Linked DNA regions of Mus musculus: region 1 is linked to region 2. A link is a loop called in an ENCODE intact Hi-C map of the cell type or tissue named here. Cell type or tissue: gastrocnemius. All regions are shown on one strand. Each heading gives the region's core, and the rest is flanking DNA. Links, peaks and the distances in the headings are about the cores only. Region 1 has its middle 11 kb from the start of Rnf11. Region 2 overlaps Dmrta2os (a long non-coding RNA gene).

Region 1 (4,389 bases), core at 186-4,185, 490 kb after region 2:
CCTCACCCAGCTTCTCCCATATTTTGTTAGTCAAAGCCACGGAGTCTGATCAGATTCTAGAGGAATGGCCAGCTCAAAGTGCTAGAAAGGTCAGTAGACATGGCAGATGCCAATACCATGCTCCTAATGAGTGAGCACAGATGACAAAGAAAATATCTGTCCAGGAGCTAGAGAGATGGCTCAGTGACTAACAGCACTGTCTGCTCTTCCAGAGGTCCTGAGTTCAGTCCTCAGCAACCACATGGTGGCTCACAACCATCTGTAATATGATCTAATGCCCTCTTCTGGCATGCGGATGTACATGCAGATAGAGCACTCATGTACTGTACATAAAATAAATAAATCTTAAAAAAAAAAAAGAAATATCTGTCCAAAAGAAATATCAGATATCAGAGTGAGCTTCCCAGAGAATTGAGTTTTTTTTTTTTTTTTTTTTTTTTTGAGACAGGGTTTCTCTGTGTAGCCTTGGCTGTCCTGGAACTCACTCTGTAGACCAGGCTGGCCTCGAACTCAGAAATCCACCTGCTTCTGCCTCCCGAGTGCTGGGATTAAAGGCGTGTGCCACCACGTCTGGCTGAGAATTGAGTTTTATCTTTTAAAAAATTATTTATTTTTTGAGATTATAATTGTACTATTTCTCCCTTCCCCTTCCTCCCTAATCTTATCTTTTTCAGTAGAGTTTTCTTTTAAAGACATATTTTTATTTTTGTGTATATTATATGTGGTATGTGTGTACACATGTGTGCATCATATGAGTGCCTGGTCCCTTCAGAGGTCAGAAGAGGCTATTAGAATTCCTGAAACTGGAGTCACAGACAGTTGCTGGGAACCAAACCTATGAGGCAAAACACTCAACTTATGGACTATCTCTCCAGCCCCCTGCTTACTCCTCTCCCTCTTCCCTTCCCTCTCTATTTCTCTCTGGTTTTCAAGATAAGGTTTCTCTGTGTAGCCCTGTCATGGAACTCGCTTTGCAGACCAAGGTGGCCTCAAAGATCAGATAAATCTGCCTCTGTCTCCTGAGTTCCTGAGTGCTGGAATTAAAGGTGTGTACCACCATAGCCTGGCTTCTTCTTCTTCTTCTTCTTCTTCTTCTTCTTCTTCTTCTTCTTCTTCTTCTTCTTCTTCTTCCTCCTCCTCCTCCTCCTCCTCCTCCTCCTTTTCTTCCTCTTCTTCTCTCTAATTTTTAAAAAAGATTTATTTATTTATTTATTTATTTATTTATTTATTATATGTCGGTACACTAGCTGTCTTCAGACACTCCAGAAGAGGGCATCTCGTTACAGATGGTTGTGAGCCACCATGTGGTTGCTGAGATTTGAACTCTGGACCTCTAGAAGAACAGTCAGTGCTCTCATCTCTCCAGTCCTGCTCTCTAATTTTTTTTTTTATTGATTCTGTAAATTTCACATCATGCACCCCAGTCTCACTCATTTCTCATCCCTCCATATCTACCCTCTGCCCTTGTAACCTCCCTTCCAAAAGAAAAGTATTTTAAAAAATGAAGAAGAAAAAAATATCTTGCCATGGAAGCTGCTGCATGCTATGGTGTGCCCACAGTACACCCAAACAGCTTGATCCACCTGCCTATGTCTGGTTTAAGGTCTCTGGCTTCTACTACACTATCAATACTAGATCATTACTGGAACTCTTCTCAGATATCCTGTTGTTTCCCTGTGTCATGGAGATCCTGCAGCTTTGGTTCTGGAGGACCTGCCTCTTCATGTAGCTCCAGCAGTTCATAGACTGGAAAGATGTTGGGGTGGGCCAACTCGAAGCCCTAGATCTGGGCTTGGGTGGTTGCTGAGTTGGTCAGCTCACTAGCTCTCCCATGTTCATGCCCTTAGGGCTAGCTCTCCAGCACCAGCCCAGTGTGGAGTAGAGCAGCTCTCCCAGCCTGCCCAGACTGGATCAGAGCCAGCTCTCCTTAGCCCATGCCCTCAGGGCTGAGCCCACCCAACCAGGGCCAGATCTAACTGTGCTGCCCAGGCAAGGTATGGAAAGTACCACTCATCCCCTCTGACATCAACATGGCCCCAGGAGGCAACCAGACCACGGGCATCTGCATGGCTTTGGTGGTAACATGGGTCACAGACATTGTCATAGACCCTGGCTGCTGCAGGTCCAGCGGGGACCTGGACATGGTCCTTGGCAGCTAGCACAGGCCAGGACCTCATAATGGCCTCAGATGGCAGCACAAGCTACTCATAACAGGCTGTACCTCTCTACTCTCAAGTCTCCTGTTCTGCCTCTCTTGATTGTGCACACATGGTTCTGGTTTTCCCTCCCACCTCAGGGCAGTCTGGGTGTCTTCCACTTGCTGGCTCACAGGCAGAGGCATCTGGGTATGCTCCGCCCCTCTCTTCTCTTTTTAAAATTACATTTGTTTGTTTGCTTGTTTTTGGTGACAGGGTTTTATGACGTAGCCATTGGCCATCCTGGAACTTGCTATGTAGACCAGGTTGGCCTCTAACTCAAGAGATCCACCTGCCTCTCCCTGGCAGGTGCTGGGATTAAACACCCAGCTTTTAGTTACATTTTAACTTGTTTCTTGTGTTAGTATGTGTGGGCACACACATGGCAGGGCACATGTGTGTGAAGGTCTGAGGATGATTTGTAGGTCACCCCCCCTGTCTTGGGGATCAAGCTCAGGTTATCAGGCTAGACAGCAAGGACCTTTTAACTGATGAGCCATCTCACAAGCTCAAACGTTAAAAGAAGAAAAGTCTGGGCGATGGTGGTGCACGCCTTTAATCCCAGAACTAGAAAGGCAGAGACAGATGGATCTCTGAGTTCAAGGCCAGCCTGGTCTACAGAGTGAGTTCCAGGACCTCCATGACTACACAGAGAAACCCTCACTTGAAAAAACAAACACAGAAAGATAACCCCCTCGTTTAGGAGAACTTTCCAAGCATGATCAAAGAGGTGGGGAGAGCATGGTGTGTTTTAGACATTCTGAATTTGGGTTCTCTTAAAGCCTCAACTAACCTTAAACTCCTTACATAACCCAGGATGATGTAAGTCCCTTATCTTCCTGCTTCTAACTCACAAGTTCCCAGGTCCCAACCCAAGACCAAAGCTGTTAATTCTAAGAGTTATGGCCCCAAAGCTTCCTCTCCACGCTCCCTGTTCTGAATAGAATTTACTACATCTATCTGGGGTGTGTGTGTGTGTGTGTGTGTGTGTGTGTGTGTGTGTGTGTGTGTGAGTTGTGTGTCTCAGTCCATTTGTGGAGGTCAGAGAAAAACATGTCCTCCCTTCATTTAACCATGATAATAGGATAAGGAAGACAGCTCACGGACTGTCCTGTGTGTGTGTCCCAATACCAAAAGTATTCTCTTTCAACAATACAAGTAAGACTAGAAAATGGGCTATGTATGGTAAATATCAGTCATATCTTTTCATATGGTTCAGTGAGGACAACATTTTGAATCTGACTCTAGTATTGCTGGAGTAAAGACTTCTGTGGCAACTAAGGGGCTATACTCTTTGCATTGGACCCCAACACACTAGTGATTGGCTTGCCCCATTACCCACAGTAAGACCCCTGGCATATTCTGCAGTGCCTTTGTGGAAATAGAACAGTGTGCACCACAAGGGAAGAGTCTGCCCTCTGGGCAATTTCAGGAACTTGGAAAATAACTTCTGAATTGCAGTCACCTCTTGTTGCCCCAGCCGGGCACCTTTACAACACATATAAACTGTGCAGCTCAATGTGCTGGCCAGGCCTCATCATTACTGCTCCATTAATAAATGCAGAACAGGCAGAGAGGCAATTTTTCCATTTCTTCTTCCCACATCCTGCCTTTCTAATGTGTTTCGTTACTTACTGTTCAAACACTAAGCAATTCATTCTGCATCTTAAGCCTACTTCTCTGAAAGCTTCGAGGACTTCCTATCTCGGAATACAGAGCCCCACTTGGCAGGGACAAGTTTGACAAACACAACATTCTGTCTATACCTTCATTATGCTTTTTAATCATTTTGTCACTGCATGACTCACTTGATACCATAATCCTTGGGGAAGGAGGTCACATCTCTAACATTCTGCTCTCATGTTCCATTCATATGTATTTTAAAACAATGTCTATAGTTCACACAATTGTAGATACAATTGTCAAAGCTGAAGACACAGTTGTGAAGACACGGAAGTGAACAAGTCAAAGCCCTTGCCCAATTAAATTGTAGAGTTGTGGAGCCCAGTGCCGTTGGATACACTCTTACACCTAAGGCCCAGGAACATTCTAGAAGAGTGGTTGGAAAGAGTCAGAGGATCAGAGAATTTGCTGTGAGTCTGTTTCTCCTAGGAATGTCCGAAGAAGCTACACCAATAAAGTCTCACCAACATGACTGCTTAAACCTGAGCTAAACCAGGACAATAGTAAACAT
Region 2 (4,389 bases), core at 235-4,234:
TTTTCCTTTGCCTTTGAGGCTAACATTCTGTTACTCTCATTTTTGCTTTCTACTTTTCTCCTTCAGAGTAAAGAAAATTCGTTTAAATGAAATGCGAAACTATCTCCTTACTCCCTTTCCGATCCCTGCCGTGCGTTTTGGCATTGATTTTTAGAAACCCTTGGGCGTCGGAAGTCGGGTCTCTGCCACTGCAGACGGTCATCTGCTAGGCACCCAGAGCCTGCCTCAGGAGGACCCGCGACTGGGACTGGAAAGAAGAGGAGATCAGCAGGACCCCAAAACAGAACCATGGTCCTGCAAGGGTCAGGATGCGCTCCGCCCAAGGAGCCAACTGAGGATCCGACTGGGGGAGATAAGAAGGGGCGTTGAGCCTCAGAATCTAGCAGACAGCTTCCAGAAAGTTCGCCAGGCCTGTTTCAAAGGAGCCTGGACACGAATAATATAGAATAGTAGCCTGGTGCCCGCCACAGGGAAAGTTCTCCAGAGCCGGGAGAAAGGATTTGATAGGGAGTTAAGGGTCTCGAGATCTCCAGGGGCCAGAGGGTAGAATAACTCTGACTATGCCTGAGTGCTGGCCTGTGGGAGGGAGGGGCAGGGAGGCTTCGCGTGCTGCCAGATTCCACGCGAGGCTTCTACTCGCCTGCTTTTAGAGCTTTTGGGGGGAATATTTCAGAAAAAAAATGTGGACCCCCAAACAAAATAACCTAACCAGATCCGCTTAGTTTTCTGGGAAGGGTGGCCTAACTTTTCTCGCACCTGAGGCTTGCGCACTTAGATGTCCTGACACTTAGATGGAGACGACAACGGTTACCGGAACCCCAGCTCTTGCTTTGAGCTGGATCGAACCTGTTTTGTCTTGTCTTGTTTTGTTTCTTCCTTTCCCACAGACAGGGTTGTTTCATAGTGTAACAAGCCCTGCCTAGACTCGCTTTGTAGACCAGGCTGGACTCTGAACACACAGAGATCCGCCTGCCTCTGCCTTTCCAGTGCTGGGATTAAAGTCCTGAGCCACCATGCCGGGCTGAACTTCCTTTTCTTAAAAGGCAGGAGGTATCGCATCCTGCAAAACAGCTCAGGCCAAACCACAGGGTGTACCCCGATCCGGATGCTCTTTCCTCTAGTTGATATCTCCCCGGGTCTGAGTTTCCAAGCTCTCTTTTCCCAAGTCGCCGATGGGGGCATTCACGTGAAGAATTAAGGAAGGAATCAGGAAAAAAAAGGCTTGTTCTGGACTGAGAGAACCATGCCCTTGTCGGCTTCCCAGGCCCTTCCTGATGTTAGCTTCTGCTGATAGGAGCCCTGCCCAAAATGGAGAGGACTGGAAGTGACCCAGCTAAGCCGCTAGCCTTAGGGAGCACATATCCAACAGGAGGACAAGGAAGACCCATCATCATCACCACCACCACCACCACGCACATCCCAACAGAACTCCACCCTTAGGACCTCAGTGCAGGGTCGGACACACCTTTCATGTACACACGGGGGGGGGGGGTGCGCTCACCTCTGACGTTCTCCCACCTAAGGGACCCTTTCAAAAAGTTTAACTCCACAGTGTGCTCTCTTAAGCATGTTCGCCTGTGGACCCAGCCAAACCAGGTCGCGAGTATGCACACTCAGCACTGGGCATATCCTCAGGCAATATTATGCTAGTGCATAGCGCCCCAGACCTTCTCCGCCTGCCGGGACCCGGGCAGAAAAAGCTCAAGACCGAAGCCACTCCAAAGGAAGTGACTGACAGTGAGGACCCAGCTCACACTTTCAGAAGTGTCCTCAGCTCAGAATCATCTGCTGATGAGTCTGCCCGGTGGGTGGGGATGGGGTGTGTGCACCCAGCCAAGAAGTCCTCCACACCCTCACGCTCGATCCACGCCATCTATCACTCACGGCCACTCCACAGCAGAGGCCCAGAGGGAAGGCCCAGGTGGGGGCCCGGGATGATGCGGGGTTGGGGGCCCAAGAGTGAAGATTCTGTACTACCGACTAGGAGAAGGGCTGCGGGTATCAATGGGGGGACCTGGGAAGCATTGACTTTTGCGCTGTTTGCCCGCGGCCTCGGAGCAAGCAGACGCCATCTGTTTGCCGGCTGCGACGCGTCCCGTTTAATTACCCTCCCGGCAGCCTAATAGAGATGATATTAAACTAAATCTTTCTGACATTAAAAGTAATTATCCCCAAACCGGTGGCTCCGGGACGGAGTTGCCCCTCCCGTATAGACCCCTTTCCAAAGCTCTGGATTCCGTTGGTTTGGCTCAAACTCTACACCTGGGAAGGGGCTGGAGGAAGAAGTAGGCGCCTTGGGAGACAGTGTCTCCGAAGGCAGGCATTCCTGACAAGCGTTTTCCCACACCATAGTGGCTCCTGTTCCTGCTTGGACGCAGGCGTGGACGCCAGCACACGAGACATTTTTCTCCAGTCTTTACTGATTAAGCCCTCTAGTCGTGCGTGCCCAGCGCAAATGGTGAGAGGGCAGCCTGGTTCTGTTGAAAGAGCCCTTGGTGGAAGGCCTATGCTAGGGCCAAGAAAAGTCGACACAACTTTGGAGTTTGGAAACAAAACAAGGAACCACACTGCCCACTGTGGCTCTGGGTTTTTGCCCTGTTCTTCCTGTGAGGGCTCCAGCGTCTTGCACTTTCCCTGCAGTGATTTCTGAAGACCCATCTTCCCCCATTCGGTCCTATTATCTCACTTTTCAGGTGAGAAACCGATTCCTAGCTGGAAGGCGGTACAAATTTCAAGAACTGAGCACCATTCCCTGACCACTTCTGCAAAGCTCTGGGTTCCACTTGAGACTTTTCCCCTGCACCCTGGTGCTTCGCTTCTTTGGGGAAAGGGCACTGGGCATCTTATTCTCAAGCAGCAGGTGGAAGGGCCACCTGAGGGGAACAAGGGAAGGCACCACACTGAACAGAGAATAGCAGGGGGGACAACACCAAGCCCCAATCAGTAGCCACAGCTACTGCCCTCCTAGGACAAGCCCTGCAAGGGAGTAGGGGTTGCCCAAGGTTTCAAGACTTTCTATTTTGAAGTGTCTCCCATGTTTGCCACTCAGCTAAACCATAGGTGTGGCCTGTGTTGCTTAGCACACAGTGCTTTTAGGAAGTGCAATGGCCCATTTCAGACCTGAGAGGCCCAAAGCAGTGAGGTAACACCACGCTGATCAGCCTTTACAAAAGAAATCCAGACCCAGTGTCCAGTCGTCCCTTCACCTCAGTTCTGAGTATACTGTGGGACCTAGCGATTACTTTTAGGGTTGATTTCTTTAAATTCAGCAGTTATTCGAGGAAAACGGAGAATCTGGCCACTCTATGTGTTGAGTCTCTAGAATGTGCCCTGCTCTCAGAGGAGTAGAGAGAGATTAATTACTTGTAACATGTTCTTACAGAGTTGACTGATCAACTAGGCACATGGTCACACACCATTGACCTCAGGGCAGAGCAGTAGGTGTGAAGGGGCTTCCTGAAGGGACCCTTGATACGAGCATCAGCTCTCCCAAATGGACTCTGCCAGTGCTTGCTTGTTCTCATAAAGTAAATATCTTACAGACGTTTTAGAAAATGTTGCAGAGTATATTTTGGTGTATATCTTTGTAAACTATTTTTGTGTGCTCATTTACCAATATATGCACCATGTTTACAAATATAAGCATTTTTTTCATAATCTTTATGGATGTATCTTGTTTAGCCAGTTAGTTAAATAGTCTCCATTTTATGCTCTAATAACACTGCTATCATGAGCATCCTTTATGAATGTGACCAATTATTTCCTTAGGATAAATTACTAGAAATAAGATCGAGTGATCAGAGGCTCAAGCTCTCTCTCTCTCTCTCTCTCTCTCTCTCTCTCTCTCAGGCGCTTGATAGCTACCTGTCAAGCAGCCTCCAGGCAAGGTGCTCAACAGATGAGTCTTGGGATCTTTTTAATCTTTGTTAATTCAAGCAAGGAGTATCTCACAGGCATGGCAATTTACATTTTCTTCGTTTTTTTCTTTATTTCTTAGTCATTGTGGTCCATTTAAAAATAACCTGCATTAGTCCTTTAAGGAATTAAGGCTACCTTACTTTGGCTTAGCTCGGTAGCCATGTACACAGCCAAAGCAGCAGTACTCTCCTTTCTGCCATGTCTGCTGCATCTCTCCATTTCGGGCTACAAGCTTTCCTATTACTATCCTGGGGCTTTATACTTTTTTGAGTGTGTAGGCATGCTTGTTAAATTTCTCTTAAAAATGGTGTACATTTATAGTATCTTAAAGGTTTTCCAGTTTTAAACTTCTAAGATAATTATTACCTTATATTATTTTACCCTTAGCTCTTTTCATTATTTCTATAATTAGTTAAGTTGAAATTAGTTTTTATGGAAGGTGTAACTTTTCCCCCAAATTATTGGCCGGTT

What was found. Peaks named below come from ENCODE experiments on the same cell type or tissue, not always from the same donor. Only the 100,000 strongest peaks of a DNase experiment are listed, where the experiment ranks them.
Region 1: it touches region 2 in a loop (5-fold over the local background); 1 of 42 quality-filtered maps calls a loop at or near these places.

The regions. Positions count from the first base shown.
Region 1 is chr4:109,485,549-109,489,937 of GRCm38, reverse strand. No RefSeq gene overlaps it. Among named protein-coding and RNA genes, the nearest start is that of Rnf11, 11 kb to the right of the region's middle. In gastrocnemius, for the core only: no CTCF peak of the experiment used is centred there; no DNase peak of the experiment used is centred there.
Region 2 is chr4:109,972,447-109,976,835 of GRCm38, reverse strand. Dmrta2os (a long non-coding RNA gene) reads left to right here. Exons shown (of 4, transcript XR_868017.3): 4 at 67-3,657. Among named protein-coding and RNA genes, the nearest start is that of Dmrta2, 3.4 kb to the left of the region's middle. In gastrocnemius, for the core only: no CTCF peak of the experiment used is centred there; a DNase peak (open chromatin) is centred at 1,996.